Regions from separate parts of the Homo sapiens genome. Here region 2 is linked to region 1. A link is an interaction called in ENCODE POLR2A ChIA-PET data of the cell type or tissue named here. Cell type or tissue: GM12878. All regions are shown on one strand. Each heading gives the region's core, and the rest is flanking DNA. Links, peaks and the distances in the headings are about the cores only.

Region 1 (10,723 bases), core at 1,043-9,042:
TATTCTGTTTTTTACTATTCTGGGTTAGACTTCCAAAAAAATCTTTCTGGGAAAGCAAATGTTTCTTTCCCATTTTGTAGCCGTAGTATTCCTATGATATTTTACAAACAGCTTGCATCAAACTAAACTCATGTTCTAATCCACTTCGTAGAAGGTTTGTTTAAGATCCTCTCTCCCACTCTGCTTTCATTATTTTCCCAGCTGAATCATTTTCCCTTTCCTTTTGCCTTCCTTAGTTTTTTACATTTGGACTTCATTTTTAAAAAATCTTTTCCATTCCCTGAGTCTTTTTCTTCCTTTCACCTTTTTATTATGACATAGTTTCATATTTATGAAAAAGTTGCAAGAATAATAGAAAGAATTACCACCGACCTTTCACCCAGATTACCCAAAATGTTAACAGTTTACCACATTGGCTTTATCCTTCTCTTCCCCCCTCTCTCTCTACACACACACACACACACACACACACACACACACACACACACACACACAGAAGGCAATTATATGTGTTTTACATATAAAATGTCTTCCTAAAACATTTAAGAAAAAATTGCAGACATGATATCCTTTTACCCTCAAATACTTAAGCATTCCTAAAAATCATCACATTTTCACCACACTCAAAAACTTCAGTGACATGCTAGAAATAAGAAACTTAAAAATGGTAGCCTACTTTTACACATAGCAAATGGTTAAGAAATATATAAACCCCATAATAAATATGTCATTTTACCTTGAAAAAGATCTACAGTTTGTTTGTGGAAGGGGCAGAGGGTTGCAGCTTGTGAGTATATGGTGAAGTGGCGAGAAGAGGACAGAAAATCATAGCACCAGACATGGGCAGGACAGATGTGGCTTATAACATGTGATGAATGGAGGTAATTGGCAAATACCTGAAGGGTGTGCATGTGTGTTCTGTGCATGTGCATCTTGGCTAAGCTGGGGGCAATTTTCTTCATTCACTTAGAATTTTTCATAGGTGAAACCCTGTACAATCAAATGAATCAAATGAAATGAAATTCACATTATGCTCAAATTGCTCCCTGACATACTGATGGCATTGGAACATTGTGTTGTCAAAACAGGCATTATAACAAACTGACTATATTTCCTAAAATCAAGAATGTCCTCTTACATAACCATAGTGCGATGATCAAAATTAGAAAATTAACATTGATACAATACAAATCTAAAATTTGGACTTGATTCAGAATTCACCAACTGTCCCAATAATGACTTTTTATACCAAAAGAAAATCCTGGATCACACACCACGTTCCGTTGTCCTGTCCTTTAGCCTCCTTTAATCTAGAATAGTTCTTGGGTTGTCCTTTGTTGCAAGACATTAACATTTTGAAGAGTACAGGCCAGCTATTTTGTAGAATGTCCCTCAATTCAGGTCAAACCCTCTAGTCTTACCTCAATCTGTCATTGTTAGTGAAAGCACTGTTAATGACTGAAATCTTCCTGAAAGTGATTCAAGTATGAAGGTAGGCTCTATGTCTTTTATCATAGCACCCCTTTGAAAAATCAAGTGAAATCTACATTGGGAAACCTAGAAAATGGCAGTTACCCAACTGCCCTTAAAATAAAAGTCCCTTCTTTTAAGAGAATTAAAAACTAAAAGATGCACAGAAAACCCATCTGCCACAGAAAGTAAACTGGCTTCCTATAGCCCAAAGTATAGGAAGTACCTATCACTCACCAGACAGTTGTTTTTAGAGGTCTCACTATATCTTCTAAGAGCTGCAATGTGTATTAATCAACAAAAAGAAACTAATAAGGCTGCAGGCCAGAGCTCAGCATGAATCAAAGAAGCTGCATCTTAAACCTGGATAAATAATGCAGATGGTAGCTTCACCAGGAGTTGGCACTCACAAACAACAATCATGCACACAAGTACACATAGGACATTTTATGTAGGAAATGCAGGGTTACAGCTTAATGTATATCAAAATGAGAAAGAAAGATCTCATTCTGGCTTTCTCTATCTCTGCTGTTGAATTCTCCTGCAAAAGGAAACTCACATTTTCTACAGAATCAAGTCCTATCTCTGAATCCTAATTCTACCACTTACTAGCCACGTGGTCAGAGAGTGCCTAGCTCTGTGCCAAGCACATAGAAGGTGCTCAAGATATGTTTCGGTACACATTTTGAGAATGCTTTTACTCTATTTTCATGGTGGGCTTCTTTCTCCCACCTGGATTTTTATCTTGATTAAAAATAAAAAGGCACAAATTCATTCGCCCACTCTCTTTAGCACAAGAAAAACATGGCTATGGAATCCATGGGACTATTCCAATATCTTTGGGCATTCTGAGTTTTAGAACAGGAGAGGAAGAAATGGTACTGCACTCAAGCCTGGCTTTCTCAGAGCCCAGAGCTCACCTGCCATTTGCTGCACATCCATGGACTGCAGAAAGACAGACCTCTTGGATTTTGGAGGTTGGTGTCTGGTGTCTGTGTACTTGTACAATGTCTCAAGCACTGCGAACTGGAGGGAGAGAGTCTTCCAACCAGTCAGGTAGGTGGAGAGTGCTGGATGCTGCCACTACAGAGGGGGACCCATTGGAGATGCTCTGTTCAAAGCTGCAGGAAGGAATTTACTTGTCCAATAGAGTTTCTGAATTCTTTCTAGAAAGGTCAGTAAAGGGTAAGGGCTGTGAGTGGGATTTCCTGTGTTTAGTTACTAAAAATGTGGGAAAGAATGTTTACGTACATTCAAGCTGAACCACTCCCTCTCCTCCACGGCCACTGTGGAAACCCAGAACCTCAATATATGGGGTCAAGTCATATTTCAAGATCCTTGGAAAGTTTGAAATGTGTTACACTAGAGGGGTCTGGACCTCAGAATTTTTGAGCTGGATTTTAAACATGATATTATGAAAGACAAGATTTGGAAATTATTAATACTTCATCTATTTTGTAATTCCATTGAATGTCATTTATCACACAATTTATATGTGAAAGACTATATGGAACTTATATTAAGCAACATAGCATAACACAATGAGCATCTGCGAACCTACCCTCCTAAAGAAACAGACATTTTCGTCTTCCTCACATTGTCTTAAGAGTTTTTCCACTGCCTCCTCTTGCCTCTTCCTGCTGACCCTACTAAGACTTTTTCTCAATTCTGTTTCTGAGAATTTCAAAGTTTTACCACACATGTATGTAGCTCAAATAATGTTTAGTTTTGCTTACTGTTGGGCCTTAAAAATCAGTATCATGCTGTATGCTTCTAAGATACATTCATGTTGTTGTTTATAGCTTAAAGTAACTAGTTTTCATGGCTGTATAATATTTCATCACGTAAATATTATTCATCTACTATCTTTCAACATATATTTGAATTGCTTCCAGTTTTTTGCTGATAAGAACATTTTTTGTGTATGTTTCCTAGCCTAAATGTGCAAGAGTTTCAACTTTATAAGATAATGCCAAATTGTTTTCCAAAATTCTGGTACCAATTTACACTGCTGTCAGCAAAATGAGAGTTCTTGTTGCTCCACACACCTACCTCAGCAATATAAGTATCTGCCTTCCCGATTTTTGCTAATTGAATGTGTGCAAAACAAAACACTGTCTTGGTCTTGTTTCCTTGATTATCAGTTGAGTGTATTTTCCTAAGTTTATAAACCATTCATGTTAACTCTCCTGTGAAACGTCTGATCATATCTTTCCCCTGTTTTAGTCTTCATTGATTTATAGAAATACTTTACATGATCTTGGACGCCAAGCCTTTTTTGTCAGCTAAAGTTGCAAGTATTATCTTCCTGTCTGTGGCTTTTTTCCCCCCCTTCACTTGCTTTATAGTGACTATTTAGGACCAAGGTGCTACCTGGCCTTCTCTTAAGATTCAAAAGGACAAAAAGTTGGAGGCAGACCAAGAACCCAGAAGACATCCTTAATTCTTCTCTTTCCCTCATCGAACACATCAGCAAATCCTGTCACCTCTACCCAAATAACACCCCAAATCTGACCACTTCTCACCATTTCCACTGACCACAGTGGTCTCTCCCTAGACCCTTGACTATTACCTGACGTTCACTCTGTTGTCCCTACAGCCCTTTTCCCACACAACAGCCAAAATAAGTGTCGTAAAACTTAAGCTGGATCATTCTACCCTTCTGCTTAAAGTCACTCCAATGGTTTCCACGGTACTTAGATTAAAATCCAGACTCTCACAGCTGGGCATGGTGGTGTGCATCTGTAGTCCCAGGTACTCAGGAGGCCAGGGTGGGAGGATCGCTTGAGTCCAGGAGTTTGAGGCTGTGGTGAGCTATGATCGTGCCACTGCACTCCAGCCTGGGTGACACAAGAAACCCTGTCTCTAAAAAAGCCCCCAACGATTGAAACTCTCTTCCCCAGCCCACAAGACCCTTCACAATCTGGCCCCTGCCTCTCTCGGCCTCTGTCTCCTATGTTTCTCTCTGTGTTCACTCTGCTTTAGCCATGCTGCCTTGTTTTCCATCTCTGAAACAGGCCAAACTTGTGTCTACCTCAGGTTTCTGTACTTGCTGTCTGTTCTGCCTAGAATGCTCAGATCCCAGCTATTTGAATGCCGGTGACTTCTCATCACTCAGGTTTCAGCTCAGATACCACCTCTTTGGAGAACAGTACCAGAAAAACACCTCCCCTGGCTTTGCTACCCCTTTACAGTGGTTTTTCTTCATGGCACGCATCACTATCTGAACTCATCTTCTTTTATTTTTTGTTCATGTTTATTCTCTGTCTTCCTCCACTAGAATGTAAATTCCAAGAGGGCACTTACTACACTCATGAAAGATATTTTACCTTTCCTAGGATTTCTAAGGAAAAATTGGGAAAACAGAAAAGGGGGATTCTGGGAATCTGGCAGTGGTAGCAGCAGTGGTAGTATAATTGTTCAACCTCTTCAAACCTCCACATAAAAAAGGCAAACTGACTATATAGCAAAACCTCAAATATGTGCAATAGTTACAACAAAACCAGGTGAACAATGAACCCCCAAATGCAAGCAGGCAAGTACAAACCACCACCAAACTGGCTTCATGTTGGTATTTGCACTGACAGACCTCAGCACAAGTAGACCTCAAAACATTGGACAGGCATAGTAGCTCACATCCCGGCACTTTGGGAGGCCGAGGCAGGTGGCTCACTTGAGGTCAGGAGTTCAAGACCAGCCTGGCCAACATTGTGAAACCTCGTCTCTACTAAAAATACAAAAATTAGCCGGGCGTGGTGGCACATGCCTGTAGTCCCAGCTATTCGGGAGGCTGAGGCAGGAGAATTGCTTGAACCCGGGAGGCAGAAGTTGCAGTGAGCTAAGATTATATCACTCCAGCCTGGGCAACAAGAACAAAACTCTGTCTCCAAAAAAAAAAAAAAAAGAAAAAGAAAAGCTGTCAGCGACTTGCAGAAAGCTCAGTGAGTCAATCTGAGAACAGCTTCTACAAGTGGAAGTGTTTTGGCCTCTGCAACAGCAGGTCAGTGTGAGGGGCCCATGGTAAGAAGGACTGAAGGAGACCGAGCCGTCCAGCCTCCGCAAATGCTAGGAGTTCCTAGGAACTCCCGAGAAAATGCATGAGGACCTCCTTCCAGGACAGGGGTCCACAATGGGGAGAAACTGCTGGGAATGGAACCAAGATTGAGCAGGACAGATACGAGAGAGAGAGAGGACAGGAAATGGAGGTCTAGATCAAAGTAGGGGAAGGGAACCCACAAAACACCAGAAAGCAGCTGTCACATTATTGACCACCACCAAAAACAACAGAAGAGCTGTTAACTCAGTGAAGTTAGAAAAGCTTTCTGGAACTTCTTCTCATTCTAAAGTCAGGAAACCTAATTTCACATAAAAATGAACAACAACAACAAAACACTGAGATCAAATCCCACATAAGGTTATTATAAGAAAAATAAAAAGAGACAGAATAACAGCCTTGTACACAATGACAGCATGCCTGAGAGGTATGCCCACAAAACAGATTAAAACTACAACCTACTGTGTCAAAATGAGCTAAAGACACTAAGAAAATGGCATAAAGCATGAAAAACCAACATAAATCTGAATTACAAAAACCTAAAAATGAGGGGATAGAACTCAGGAAAATATTAGAAATGAAAACTCTTTTCAGAAATAAGAACTATATAAGAAAAAAAGAACTAGATTATTATATTCAGAATAAAGGAATATAAGAACAAATCAACTCAACAGACAATGCCTTAATAAAAACAAAAGAAAACCAGAAAACTTCAAAATTCAAAAATACAGCAAAAGGAATAACATCTCAATAATATATTTAAAAAGAAATAAAGAGATAAAAGAGATTTTAAAGAAGGTGAAAAATATTGAAAATAGGCAAAGAAGATTGAATATACGGCTAACTGGAGTGCCTGAAGAAGAAAAAGTAATAATCAGAACCAAAGTTAATTCAAGAAAAGTTTCCTGAAATTAAAAAAAAAGGATGTATGAAATTGTATTCCTGGTCTACAGAACCAGAACAACTACCAAAGTCAATCTAATAAAATTGCTGAACTTAAAAACAAAAAAACAAAGAAAAAACTCTTGGGCATGTAGTTAAAAAAAAAAAAGTGACTTATTAACAAAATAAAATTGAGATTATCATTAACTTTGACAGCAACACTTTGCGAGAAGAAAATGAAGTAACACATTCAAGATACTCAAAATAGAATGTATGAGCCAAGGATCTTCCATCCAGCAAAACTGACTTACATGTTTAAAGGACATAGAAAAGTGATTATCAACTTTTAACAACGGACAGAATATTGTTCCCAGGAACTTTCCTAGGGGATTTACCAGGGAGCAAGTGTCAGGCAATAAAAAATGACTGCAGAGGCATCACCATTAGGACTGGCAGTAACAGACAGAGTCCCCTGAAGACTGAGAGGGAGACAGTGTCTTGCGTAATGGCTGCATGCTCTAGCAATGTAAATACAGCGGAACTAGTCAAAAATGGGAGGAAAGAACATACCAAAAAATAGTTAAAAGGTTTTCTGTAATTATGCTCATGGTAGTATGTGTATTATTTTTGGAGATTATGAAACTAAATTAGTAATTCTGGAGTATTTTATTATTCCTTCTGCCCTTGAGAATCAGAATTTTCATATGGGAGAGAGGAAATACAAATGTAATAGAGAAGAGGTTAAGTAAAAGCTCTGTAGTCTTGAATTTTAATTGGAAGTATCAATATGAACGACAAGAGATTTACGTACATAAGCATATGTTTCCTAGCTCTGTTCAATGAAAAGGCCTAGAAACAATGGCCAACTCAGTAGCAATGAGTATCCTAAGCCAGGTTTTGGTCTTGAGATATAATTTCTCACTAAAAAGAAACCAGTGCTTCCTGAAGAAATGTCTGATTCCAGGTTTGGGGGTAGGATGTACAAGATAAGCCTGGAACCTCTTGTAATATCAGATAGCAAGAGAGCTATCAAAGACTACTAGGTTCATGTAGAAAAAAAGTACTCAGGTGTCAACCTGAAGTATTTCTCACTGACCAAAGATGGGAGGGTTTGAGTTTAATAAAATAATTATTTTAATAATTAAAAATTAAAAGTAATTAAATAAAAAATGACAATCGCAATGAACCAAAATCCATCAAATATGTTGAAATCCACCAGGCAATTATGTGTGTGAGTGTGTGTGTGTGTGTGTGTGTGTGTGTGTGTGTATGAATCCAAAGGTGACAACTCATACATATATATATATATATATATATATATATATATATATATATATATATATATGAATTCATACATATTTATGTATGTATCAATTGTCACCTTTGGAGGATGATAGGGAACCAACAATTCATTATATTAAAAAGTGGTAAATAAAGAGAAAGAGTCAAACATTTATTTTGCTTTGGCTTGTATGAACGCTAACACTGAGTAAATATTAAATGAGGGAAACTGTCTCTTTATAAAAATATTCCAACCAATAAATGAAAAACAAATTATAAGCTTAGAATATCACCATTTTTCAACTCCCAGTGAATAAACAGATATAGATATTAAACACATTGGCTACTAAGATCACTAAAACAGACAAAACAAGACCTGGTATGCCTCCTACAGTCTTGCAAAAGGGACTGAACCTCAGTCTATCCAATCTCTGGATCAACTGTCAATTAGCAGGAAATACAGGGGACAGAGGAACATGGTATGCCATCAGCAAAACTCACACAGTGGGAAATCACCACAGGCTTGAGTTCATACACAAATAAATTGTAAGTAAATGAAAGGGGTGGAGGAGGAACCTATAAGTTGAAAGAGAATTAAAAGTCATATATTTTTAAAACAGAAAAAGTCACCTATAGTTTCCAGGCATAAACATTTGGGTAATAAAACTATTTTTTTTTAATGCAAGGAAGTGATTACCATGAAATCAAGATAGTGGCATGAAATCAAGATAGTGGTTACTTATGGAGAAAAGGAAAGAGTTGGGATGAAAGGGGATTCTAGGGTGGGCAGGAAAGTTCTGTTTCTTGTTTTGGAAAGTGTTGGTCTTATAAAAATTCATGCACTTTGGGAGGCCGAGGCAGGTGGATCATGAGGTCAGGAGAGCGAGACCATCCTGGCTAACACGGTGAAACCCCATCTCCACTAAAAATACAAAAAATTAGCCGGGCACGGTGGCGGGCGCCTGTAGTCCCAGCTACTCAGGAGGCTGAGGCAGGAGAACGGCGTGAACCCGGGAGGCAGAGCTTGCAGTGAGCCGAGATCGCGCCACTGCACTCCAGCCTGGGTGAAAAAGTGAGACTCCGTCTCAAAAAAAAAAAAAAAAAAATTCATTACATCATCCACTTGATTAAGGCAGTTTTATGTTTTATTTTATAATAAATAGATTTTTAAAGGTATAGCGGTACCTACCTAGTGGGAAATACACTATAAAGATTGAATGCCAACACTTCTTTGTAAACAGTGTCAGCATGATGAGGATTATTACTGTATTTTCCACTAAAATACATACACTTTGAGAAAGAAAATCTTGTATCTACCCAACTGTTTCCTCATAGGACAAAATGTAAACTCAGCTATAAATTAAATGGTTACTGTGGTATATTTTAAAAACTAATATTAAGCTCTTACGAAGAGCCAGGTACCATGCTGTATTATCTAACTTAATCTTCACACCAATCCTGTGAGGCAGATTACATTTATTCTTCCCATTTTACAGATGACAAAACTGAAGCTAAGGAGTTAAGTAGCATGCCCAAAATTACAGAAATAGAAAAGTGGTACTTGGAACCCAGGTCTGGCTGACTCCTGTTAAGTAGGTTCCATCTCTTTTCTTCAGTGCCTGCCACTGGGCCTGGTACAGAGGAGGTGGCAGCATTTTTAAAAATAGAATTAGACTGTCTTGGTGAGTCCTAAAGATCAGGAAACAGGTATTAAGATGACATAAGCCACTCCCTGGAGCATCACTTTTTGGAAGAAGAGAAAAAAGAAGTGATGAGTTCCTTTGAGCCCAGCAGTCACAGAGACCCTCCTTTAGGACAGACTGGTCTCCTCAGCACTAGGGCTCGAGTCCAAGCTGGCAAGATGCTTTCTGCATCAAGACTAAATGTGTCTGTGAAACCAGAGAGACGAAAGAAACAGCTACATGCTGCTGACAGCAGGGAGTACGGCAAAAATGTTTTCTGTACCCCAGGAATGCAAAGTCACCACCCTGACACATTGAATTATCAGCTTTAGACTAAGAAGCAAGATGCTAGAGGAGTTCATGTTTCCTCCCTAGATGCTGGAAACCATCACCAAAGAGGATCGGAAGCAGCATGGGACCAGTGGAAAAACCGTGAGTTCTAGAGGCAGACAGACCTGGCTCTAGTCCGACTCTTTCTTCTTGGCACCTACCTCACCTCACCCAGGAGCTTTCTCTATCTTCTTCCTTAGCTTTCTTTTTCTGCATAACACTTATTACCATCAGACATATTATATGTTGATTTTCATCTTTGTTTACTCTCTGTGTCTTCCTAAGGTAGAAGAGATTTGAGGACTAGGACTTCATTTTGTTCACTGCTGCAATTCCAAGCATCTAGAATAGTCCCCTGGTTTAGTAGGGTCTTGGTAAATGTTTGAGCAAAGTTGTTGCATTAAGTAATTTCAATTCTCTCTGCTTTATGTTTCTTATTTAGCAAGTTGGGGATAATACTGTGTACATTTAACCAAGAAAATATACATAAAGGGCAAGAAGTAGGAGTTCAGTGAGTACCAGGTTTTTCCTACCCCTACTTCTTTTGCATAAACACTTATCAACCCAGGATAAAACTAATCAACCCGGGATAAAAGTTTCCCTTCAGAGAACAGATAATGACCTTTTAAGCTGGCAGCTGACTTGCTCAAGACAACCTCAAAACCTCCAGACCATTTTATTGTGAAGACGAGAGTGAACATTCCTCGCAGTAGGAATATGAGCAAAGAAAAGTCCCAAGCAACTAGCTTATGAATAATGCCAGTGAGCTGTGACTGATGGAAACAGGGTTGAGTGGAGACCTGCCAGGTCACATCACTAACAGGGACCAGCAAGCCAAACATAAATAATCTCCAGTTAAAGGGTTTCCAAAAATCCTGCCACGCCTCCATGGAATGTGACTGCTGGTGAATTGGGCATTCACTGGATAAAAAGTTTGCTGTGGAGGGCAGGAAAGATGCACAGAGGACGAGTACTTCCCATCTGCCATCGCATTTAATTCTGAAAACAATTTTACGAGGGTGGC
Region 2 (10,723 bases), core at 907-8,906, 160 kb after region 1:
GGGTATTGCCAAAAGAGATTAACATTTGAATCAGTGGGCTGGGGAAGGCAGATCCACCCTTAATCTGGTGGGCACCATCTAATAAGCTGCCAGTGAATATAAAGCAGGCAGAAAAACATGAAAAGGAGAGAGAGACTGGCCTAGCCTCCCAGCCTACAACTTACTCTCATGCTGGATTGTTTCCTGGCCTCAAACGTCAGACTCCAAGTTCTTCAGTTTTGGGACTCGGACTGGCTCTCCTTGCTCCTCAGCTTGCAGATAGACTATTGTGAGACCTTGTGATTGTGTAAGTTAATACTTAATAACTCTCCATATATATATATATGGAGAAACAAAAGTTCTCTAAGAATATAAGCCTTAACTTCAAAAGAAATTCAAATAAGATTGTTGTCAGCACATTACTGTTAAAAGTCCATACGCTAAATATTATTGAAATTATAAATCATTCTATTTCAACACAGAATCTGTTAATCCTGTCTTGATGTCAGCTTCTTGGAGGATTCAAGCTAACAAGGATACCAATTTTCAAAACACTATTAGAGATAAGAACACTATAGATTCTAAAGAATATGATGTCATTGAGTTTTATATATATATATATCCTATTAGTGTGTCCCTCTAGAGAACTCTGACTAATACAGCATTCTATAGCTCATTGGTCATAAACCATTGACTGACTGTGAGGTCCTTTGCTGGGTCCTGGGGCTAACAGGCGATTCTGATACAATCTCTAGTTTCAAGGAGCTCAGTGTCTAGTGGGGGATTCAGACTTGTAAATCAACAAGTGTAATTACTAAGATTAATGCTATGAGAGAAGTATGCACAGGCAACAACTCTCTCTCATACTAGTGTGGGCACACACCCGTGGCAGACTACCAACCCCGGCCAACATGACAGAATTTCTTTCAGCTCTAACAGAGGCAGTTAATAATTCTAAAATTAAGTAGAAATGGTCACATTAGAAGATAATTTTATAGAAGGACAGTTGAATAAAGGTTACTGGAACACAGAATCCAATAGTGATGCCCAAAAAAGGCAAACTGATTTTTATGAACAATTTTCTTCTTCCTTTTTCTGTTAATACAAAAAAAAAAAAAAAACCCACACCAAAAAACTGGCACCTTTGTCTGGGTCCGGAGTATAAAATCAGGAAATAAAATGGCAAGTCTTACAACTGTGAACTTCAAAATCAGCTCATTACAAACCCAAGAGACATATTTGAATGCATGTTGCTACATTCATTTACCTATTCTGCCAAGCCATTCAATTACACGATTTCAGATTTTGTATAAAAAAATACAGCCATGTTTCTTTCAAAAGCTGGTATTTGGAGAAAAGTGATTAGAACAGCATGCTATGATACGTTAATACAGTGGTTTCATTTAACAGACAATGGCAGTTCCTGTACTTTAAATTATTGCACTTAGAATTCATGACTACAAGGTGTCTCAACTTTTTTCTTTACTGCTGTACAATATACTCCACTGCCACTGTGAATGCAAACAAAACACATTATCGGAAGAGTTTTGTTAGCATTTGTAATCTTAAGGAAAGTCATTTTTAAAGGTGGAGAGTGGGTACAGTAGGTTGTTCAAATCCTATGAACACTGAATAGAATAAAGCATTACAACTGGGGAAAGAGGAAGAGTGGGAGAGAAAAAGCTAAAGCAAGAGAAAATCTTAAACCAAAATTTAACATCCCTTTGGAGAGACAGGGCACAAAGGAGGAGACAGAGTTTATTCTAACCAGAAGCAGCTGCTGCTGTGCGAATTAGGAAGCATTCCTAATGAATCAGCAGTTCTTATAATAAATATACTCCCCTTTGAAATGTGAGGATTCTGCGATGAGAATTTCTTTTGATATATTTTTTACATGAACTCATTAGACAGCGAAGGGGCAGGGATAGAGCGTGTTCCTTTCTAAATTACTATAGTGATCTGATCATGTCCTCTCCAGCTTAGTTGGACAGGGCATAGGAAAATAAAGAAATAAGAACACAACTAAAAAGGTCTCTATTCACCAGTATTCTTTGTTGATCACTCAAAATAAACTTTGTAAGGTGCTACGTATCAGCCACATCTTACAAAATACCTGCCACTGTGCCGGTTAAATTTAACCGGCAATTTGGAGCTATACAAACCATAAAAGGGGCATTTCTTTTGCATTAAGAGTAATCCCCAAATTCTAACATGGTGAAGATCCGCTTGCAGAATATATCTGTTCCCCAGATATTTTGCTTGCCATTTTAACAGGAGAAAAGGGAAAAAATTATGCACACATGCACATTTATTTAATCCCCACCTAGGTTCCATATTCCACTTTTTTCTTGGATTAAAAAACAACCATTTTAAACAAAGGTTTCTCTAGGCAAAAATCAGTGTGTCTTTAGTCATACAAGACAAAATTAATTTAAAAGTACAACTTCCCATATTATTCTACCCACCAGCTATCTTTCTCCAACTTTTTTGTTGTTGTTATAGAATTTTATTCTATTTTTATTTTTCCATAAGTTATTGGGGTACAGGTGGTACTTGGTTACATGAGTAAGTTCTTTAGTGGTTATTTGTGAGATTTTGGTGCACCCATCACTCGAGCAGTATACACTGCACCCTATTTGTAGTCTTTTATCTCTTGCCCCGTCCCATTCTTCCCCTCAAGTCCCCGAAGTCCATTGTATCATTCTTATGCCTTTGCATCCTCATAGCTTAGCTCCCACATATCAGTGAGAACATACGGTGTTTGGTTTTCCATTCCTGAGTTACTTCACAGTCTCCCTCCTCCTTCCTTCCTCCCCCTTCCCCCACTTCTGCAGTGAGTTTCCAGGGTTCTTGGAGCCTCAATGCGAAAAACCAGGAACCCCAGGAGTAGTCATGGAGTGACACAAGGTGTACTGGAGAGACTATTAGAGCTGCTGTGCTTTTTTGTTTTTACCCTAACACTAATGGTACATAAGCCTTTAACATGGAAATGAAAGTGAAAAGACATTCTAAATATAAACACAACCTTTAGGCTGTTTAAAAACAACTCTTCACAAATTTAGACATGGCCTCCTGTCTTACTTAGGCCACTTTTGCTGTCAACAACAGGTTAAGAGAATGCAAAAGATAGGCAGACCTGCAGATAATAGAAGTTAAGGACCGAGAAGATTTAACTCTATCCTTATCATATCATACAGAATAAGCAGAAATAAGTTGCTCATTAGAGAAAAGAAGCCTTAGATCATATGGGGGTTGTGGAGGGGTAGAGGACCCTGATTCTTCTACAAAATCACAGCCCAAATAAGGTGAGGAAAAGTCCAAAGAACAAACCAAGGAGTCGTGAGAAGAGATCCCTTGCTTAAAGATCAGTGTGTGCTTGTTTTATATTCCAAGTAATTAGAAAACCGGAGCTCAAAAAGGCTCAGGAAATTTGTCTGAAATCATTTGGTAAGCTATAAATGGTTTAGAGCTATATCTGAACCTAAATCTCTCTAGCTTCAAGGCTATACCACAAGTGTAGTAGTACTGCCCCCTTAGTGACATCCAAATCATCAACAGATATGATTTTGCTCATTAGGCAATACTACCTCTTTAGGGCATCTTACTTGGAGACAAAGCTCTAACTTAATGCTCTTCTCTCAGATGGAAAAGCCAAGGCAGAGGGTTAAGTCACTGGACCAACATTATATAATTTCATTTAAAAATGTCCTAGGGTACAGACTACTAAAGTTGTTTCTCCTTCGTTTTACAACATGAGTCTAACCACCAAATAGTCAGCTCTACGGATCCCTTAGATTCGTTCCCCAGAAGATATGCATTCCTATAGAAATGCCCATCATGGTCTGGTGCTGTTTGGCTCAAGCCACTGGCAACCAAAAGAACAGCTTGGCAGTTTGTGCACTGCTTTGCCCTGCGTACTACGTTGCACACCTACACAGGCTTTGAAAATATTTCATTCAGTGAAGATGGATCAAACATATAAAGGACTAGCAGAAGAGAAGAAGTTCAGATGTCTGAAATGTAGACAGTAATTTCTACACAAAGATATCTGCCTCAGAATTTACGGTGGCAAAAAACTATAAAAAGCCTAAAGAATGGCAGTATATTTTTCTCAGGTATTGGAATAAAAGACAATTAATTATAAATCTAAGCTTCACACATTAGAGACAGGCATGTGACTTAACCCGTGGTTCCCCCTACTTTTTTTTTAATGGAGCCAACTAAAGAGCTGTCATAAGGATTAAATAATACAATTCATAAAACCTGCTTAGCATAGTTTCCAGGTAGAAAGTAATCAATAAATGGCAGCTGCTATTACTATCACTATTATTAATTCCAACAGTTGAGAATCATTAGGTAAAATATGGAACACCTTCATGACTTAGTATCATATGGTCATTCAAATGTCCTTCAGATGGAAAGCTGTGATGTTATAAAAATATGTAAAAAGCAAATCCAGTAAAAAGGTTTTCAAACATGTAAATTTAAAAATATATACATTTAAGTTATCTGTATATTACATATATTATAAGACAACATCTAACAGAAAACACCACAATATCTATCTTTGGATGATGAAATTAAAGGTAATTATTTTCGACCTCTCCCTCAAGCTCACCCCGTCCCCATCTTCCAGGTTCCCCCCTCACCCTGGCTCCCTGTGCCCATCTCTGAAATAATAAGATAATTATTTTCTTCTTCTGTATTGGAAAAAGTGATTTCATCCAAAACTCAGTTCCTTTTTTTTCCCTGCGGATACCCAACTGCTCCATCGACATTTTTTAATAGACTACCCTTTCATTCTTTCTTTCTTTTTTTTTTTTTTTTTTTTTTTATTGGAGACAGAGTCTCGCTCTGTCACCCAGGCTGGAGTGCAGTGGCGTGATCTCAGCTTACTGCAACCTTTGCCTCCCAGGTTCAAGCAATTCTCCTGCCTCAGCCTCCCAAGTAGCTGGGATTACAGGCATGTGCCAACACACCCAGCTAATTTTTGTATTTTCAGAAGAGACGGAGTTTCGCCATGTTGGCCAGGCTGGTCTCAAACTCCCAACCTCAGGTGATCCACCCACCTCAGCCTCCCAAAGTGCTGGGATTACAGGTGTGAGCCACTATGCCTGCCCTACCCTTTCATTTTTTAACAGACTACCCTTTGAATTACCTTGGCACCTTTCTAAAAAATATATCTAGATATCAGTTGATTCTCTATTCTGTTCTACTAATCCGTATGGTCTACCCTTGTGCCAATACCACAATGTCTCAATTACTGTAGCTCTACAATAAAACTGGAGATCAGGTAATATGTGTCCTCCAACTTTATTCTTCTTTTAAAAAGTTATTTTGCCTAAGTTCTTTGCCACAAAAATCTTCATACAGATTTTAGAATCAGCTTGCCCAATTCTGAAGGAAAAAAAGGCCTGGTGGTATTATTGCATTGACTCTATAGATCAATTTGGGGAGAACTGACATCTGTATCAGTAACAGTCCTCCAGAGAAACAGAATAGACTATTGTATGCATGCGTGTGTGTGTGTATAAAGAGATTTATGTTAAGTAACTGGTTGAGGCAAGTTTGAAATCTATAGGACAGGCCAGTGGGCTGGAAACTCAGGTAACAACTGATGTTGCAGTCCTGAGTCCAAAATTTGTAGGGCAGGCCAGCAAGCTGGGAACTCAGGAAGGATTTTTAAATTACAGTCTTGAAGCAGAATTCCTTCTTCTCTGGAAAACCTCAGTTTCTGCTCTGAAGGCTTTAAACTGATTGGATGAGGACCACCAACATTATGGAGGGTGATCTCCTTTACTAAAAGTCAATGATTATAAATGTTAGTTAGATTTAAAATACCTTCACAGTACCATCTATACTAGTGTTTGACCAAATAATTAGGTACCATAGCCTAGACAAGCTGACACACAAGATTAACCATCATAACATCTTGACAACATGGAATCCTTGAATCCATCAGCCTGGTATATCTATTTAGATCTTTTTAAAAAAATGTATCTCAGCAATGTTTTGTATTTTCAGTGCACAGGTCAGGCAAATATTTTGTTCAATGTATCCCTTGGTATTTCATATTTTGATGCTATTATAAAAGCTTCTGTTTTATTAATTTGAACTTACAATTTTAATACCAATTTCCTTACCTCACACTACATACAAAAATTTATAGAAATGGACTGAAGACCTAAGTATAAGAGATAAACCTACAAAATGTCTATAAGACAATATAGGGGAAAATCTCTGTGCTCTTAAGTTATGCAGAGATTTCACAGAACACAAAAAGCATGAACTCAGAAGTAAAAATTGATAGAAGGTAGAGCAAAATGGCAGAAATGAACTCTCCAGGGATTATCCCCACACAGAAACATCAATTTAAACAGTTCAAAATACCCTCACAAGAGCTAAAGAAACCATGTAACAGATCATAGTGCCTGGTTATAGCACAATAATAAGAAAGACACATCAAAGAGGGTAGAAAGGACAATTTTGCATTACCCATGTCATCCCTCCCCTTACCTCAGGCAGTGGAAAGAGATATCATCTGCCTGGGGGAAAGAGAAATAAGTCTAAGACTTTGTCTAGGTCCCCAATACTGAGCCTGCCACCATAAAACCCAGCATCAGGCAGACCTCTAGGGCCTCTAACTCCAGGCCGACACCTGTGAACTGAGCTTCTAGACCCACCCCAGCACCAGAGACCTGCAGCCCCTATAACACAGATTTGAGTTCTGGCCTGCATCACTGCCAGCTGACTACAGTGGCCTTAGGCTATGAATAACCCACAGCAACAGGCAGGCTCTCAGCAGCCAAGAGCTTCAGGTATATCCCAGTGCTGTACCAGCCTTGGTAGCCATGGGCTTAGCATGCTAAGCTACCACAGCTACAGCAATCTGAGGATTAGGGACCAGACCAGACAACCTGCCTAGAAACTCTGAACAGGCTTACTTTTGAAGGAGGTTCCAAAACAAAGCCACAAAAGCTTACAAAGACTGGAATAAGTACCTACTTCTTCAATGTACAGAAGGTCAATGCATGACTACAAGGATCAGGGAAACACGTTGTCACTAAACAGACAAAATGAGGTACTAGTGACTGACCATAAAGAGACAAAGATGTATGTACTGCCTGATAGAGAATCCAAAATAGCTATTTTAAAGGTGCTCAATAAACAATTCAATGAAATGAGAAACATAATAAGTGACCAGAATTAGAAATTTAACAGAGCCTAAAATAATTTTTAAAAACATTTTTCAGGAGTTGAAAAATACAAAAATAAATAAATAAATAAAAACGCAATAGAGAAAATCAATAGCAGACCTGATTAAGCAGAAGGAAAAAAATCTGTGAAGTCAAAGACAGGTTATTTGAAAATATACAATCAGAGGATAAAAAAGGAAAAAAAAGGAACGAAGAAAGCTTATGAGATTTACGGAATGGCATCAAAAGAGCAAATGTATGAGTTGCTGGTATTCAAGAAGGGGTAGAGAAAGATAAAGAGGTAGGAAAGCTTATTTAAATAAATAATAGCAAAAAATATACCAAACCTACAGAAAGATACAAATATCCAGGTACAGAAAGGTCAAAAGCCTCCAATCAGATTCAATTCAAATAAGACTACCCCAAGATAGAATCTAATCAAACTGTCAAAGATCAAAGACAAAGAGAAAATCCTGAAAGCAGCAAGACAAAAGAAGCAAATAATATATAAGAGAGTTCCAAGACACCCAGCAGCAAACTTCTGAGAATAAACATTATAAGCCAGGAAAGACTGCGATGATATATTTATAGTGCTGAAGGAAAAATACTGTCAACCAAGAATACTGTACCCAGCAAATCTGTCCTACAGAAATGAAGGAGAGAGAAAGATTTTTCCAGACAAACAAAAGATAAGGGAGTTCACTATCACCAGACCTGTCTTACAAGCAGTGCCAAAGGGAGTTCCTTAAGCTGAAAGAAAAGGATGCTAATAAATAACATAAAACATCTGAAAGTAAAAGTAAGTATACAGTCAAATTTATAATACTCTAATGCCATAATGGTGGTATGTAAGTCCCTTATATCAAGTATATAGGTTAAAAGACAAAACTATTTTAAAAATAACTACAATGATTTTCTTTTCTTTTGATACAGAGTCTTTCCCTGTAGCCCAGGCTGGAGTGTAGTGGCGCGATCTCGGCTCACTGCAACTTCTGCCTCCTGGGTTCAAGTGATTCTCCTGGCTCAGCCACCCAAGTAGCTGGGACCACAGGCACACACCACCACACATGGCTAATTTCTTTGTTTTGTATTTGTAGTAGAGATGGGGTTTCACTATGTTACCCAGGTTGGTCTCGAACTCCTGGACTCAAGTGATCCATCCACCTAGGATTACAGGTGTGAGCCACTGCACCCAGCCTAAAAAATAACTACGATAATTTGTTAAGGGATATACGTTATAAAAAGATGTAAATTATGACATCAAATTTCAAAATGTCAGGGGAGGATGTACAGTTAAACTACAGAGTTTTTTGGTCTCCATGTGATCAAAGTTAAGTTGTTATTATCAGCTTAAAATAACCTGTTATAGTTATGTTTTTTATATGCTTCATGGTAACTACAAAGCAAAAAACTATAATAGATACACTAAAAATAAAAAGCAAAGAATCAAAACACACTACTATAGAAAAATCACTCAACCACAAAGGAAACAGTAAGAGAGGAAGAAAGAAAGGACCTAGAAAACAATGAAAATGGCAGTAATAAGTCCTTACCAAAAAGAACAAGCTACTCATATATAAATAACTTGAATGAATCTCAAAAATGCTACGCTGAGCAAAAGAAGCTAGACACAAAGGAGTACATATTGTACTCCTTTCCATTTAAATAAAATTCTAGGAAAGATAAAGTTAATTGACAATGAAAGAAAACAGATTTGTGCTTGCCTAGGGCCAGGGGAGGTTGGGGTGACTAAAAAGGGGCACAGAGAACTTTTGGGAGTGACAGAAACGTTCTGTATCTTGACCATGGTAGTGGTTATACATCTGTATACATTTGTCAAACTCATTAAATTGTACACTTAAAATTGGTGAATTTTAGTGTATGTAAATATATATTTTATATTTATATATGTTTTCATTTCTTTAGTTCATCCATTTTGGCCTATGGAAGATTAGATATTTTTAAAACCCTCCCAACTGATACAATTAAATGCCAGACTATATATTTTCATGTACCATCTTTAAAAATATTGCTAATCTGGTAAAAAGTAAACACTCTAGAGGCCCGAAAAATAAAATGAAAAAAAAAAATGGAACTCAGAAAAGTAAACAAGCAATAAAGCTAGTTTTTACCCCTGAAGCTCTTTGCCAAACCATGAACACTTTGAGCTCCCAAAATGATGGAGACACAGGTCAGAGGTGAAAGGAGATAAAGCCTAGAAATCTCTTAAGTACACAACAGCCTAATACTTAGGTAGTCAAGGGCTACATCTTTAGTGTAAGGATAAAATATTCTGATTAAATTCTATCAGCAGAAAATTCTTCATTCTTGATGCTGTTGCAGGGTACAAGCAAATATCTCCAGTGACACGTCTAACTAAAAGTATGCTTTCACATGGAGTTGCAATCCAAATTCACCCATCGTGGTCTCATAAAATGGCAAACATATTTATAGAGAACCCAAATTATTAGTATTCCTAGGTAATAGCCAGAAGCATAGTTGAAATATAAATATACTCTAGAGGGATTCAAATTGAGCCAAGCCCCACTCCCCCAATTCCTACAAATAAAGCTTTGTGGACAACTAAAATAATCAGAAACAGAATAAAACAGTGTTTAATGCATGTAAAAAACTTAGTTTCTCATTTTTTAAAGGAATGATTGACAATGGTGGGGAAAAAAAGACTACCAACAGCCAAGCAGATCTATAAAAGAACCAAATGGAATATCACAAAATGAAAAGATTAGACACGAGTAAAAGTGGCATTAGTGAGCCGGAAGATAAACCCAGATACGTTATTCATAATGGATCTAAATAGACAAGAAGAAGAAATAACTGAAAAAGGAAAACAAGCAACATGAAAGAGAGTGAAAAAGCCTAATGTATTCTAATCAAATTTCCAGAAGGATATAATAAGAAAAAGAAGCATCAAAAGTCAAAGAAATAATGGTTGAGATTGTTCCAGAATTGCTGAAATCCCACGCAAGATGAATTTAAAAAAAAAAAACAAACAAACACATGAGAGACAAAGCACTGTGAAGACAGCAAGAACAAATAAGTGAATTAGTTTAAGAGTAACAATTAGACATACTCATTTGTGGCACGTAAATAAAACAAGAGCAAAAAAGAATCTCCTTAATCTAAGACAGAATATCTATTTACGACTTATTGGAGAAATGCTAATATACTTTCTTTAAAATGAAGAACAATAAGAGTATATTCATTATCTTTACTTCTGCTCAACGTTGTACTGAAGATATTAAGCAGCACAGCTGGACAAGAAAAGGAAATAAAGGGTACAAAGAATAGGAAAGGGGAAAAAAGGTAAAGTGGTTATTTATAAATTACATAATTTTATATCTGAAATCCAAAAGGATATATAATAAACTACTAGAATTAGGTAGCTGGGCAAAAGATCAATATTCAGAAATCAATTGAGTTTCTAAACAACACGAGAACAGAAAAATGTAATTAAAAATATATGCCATTTATAGAACCCGTAAAAACATAGGTCCTTAGGGGAAAAAAATGAAGCAAAGATATGTAGG

What was found. Peaks named below come from ENCODE experiments on the same cell type or tissue, not always from the same donor. Only the 100,000 strongest peaks of a DNase experiment are listed, where the experiment ranks them.
Region 2: POLR2A ChIA-PET joins it to region 1 with 5 read pairs; 3 of 35 experiments call an interaction of 5 or more read pairs at or near these places.

Annotation. Positions count from the first base shown.
Region 1 is chr9:123,531,109-123,541,831 of GRCh38, forward strand. All of the region lies in intron 13 of DENND1A (DENN domain containing 1A), which reads right to left. Among named protein-coding and RNA genes, the nearest start is that of MIR7150, 51 kb to the left of the region's middle. In GM12878, for the core only: no CTCF peak of the experiment used is centred there; DNase peaks (open chromatin) are centred at 4,981 and 5,473; H3K4me3 peaks cover 541 bases; H3K27ac peaks cover 575 bases.
Region 2 is chr9:123,694,899-123,705,621 of GRCh38, forward strand. The region is part of intron 5 of DENND1A (DENN domain containing 1A); the gene reads right to left. Among named protein-coding and RNA genes, the nearest start is that of MIR7150, 210 kb to the left of the region's middle. RefSeq lists an enhancer at 2,950-2,999. In GM12878, for the core only: no CTCF peak of the experiment used is centred there; no DNase peak of the experiment used is centred there; H3K4me3 peaks cover 778 bases; H3K27ac peaks cover 1,328 bases.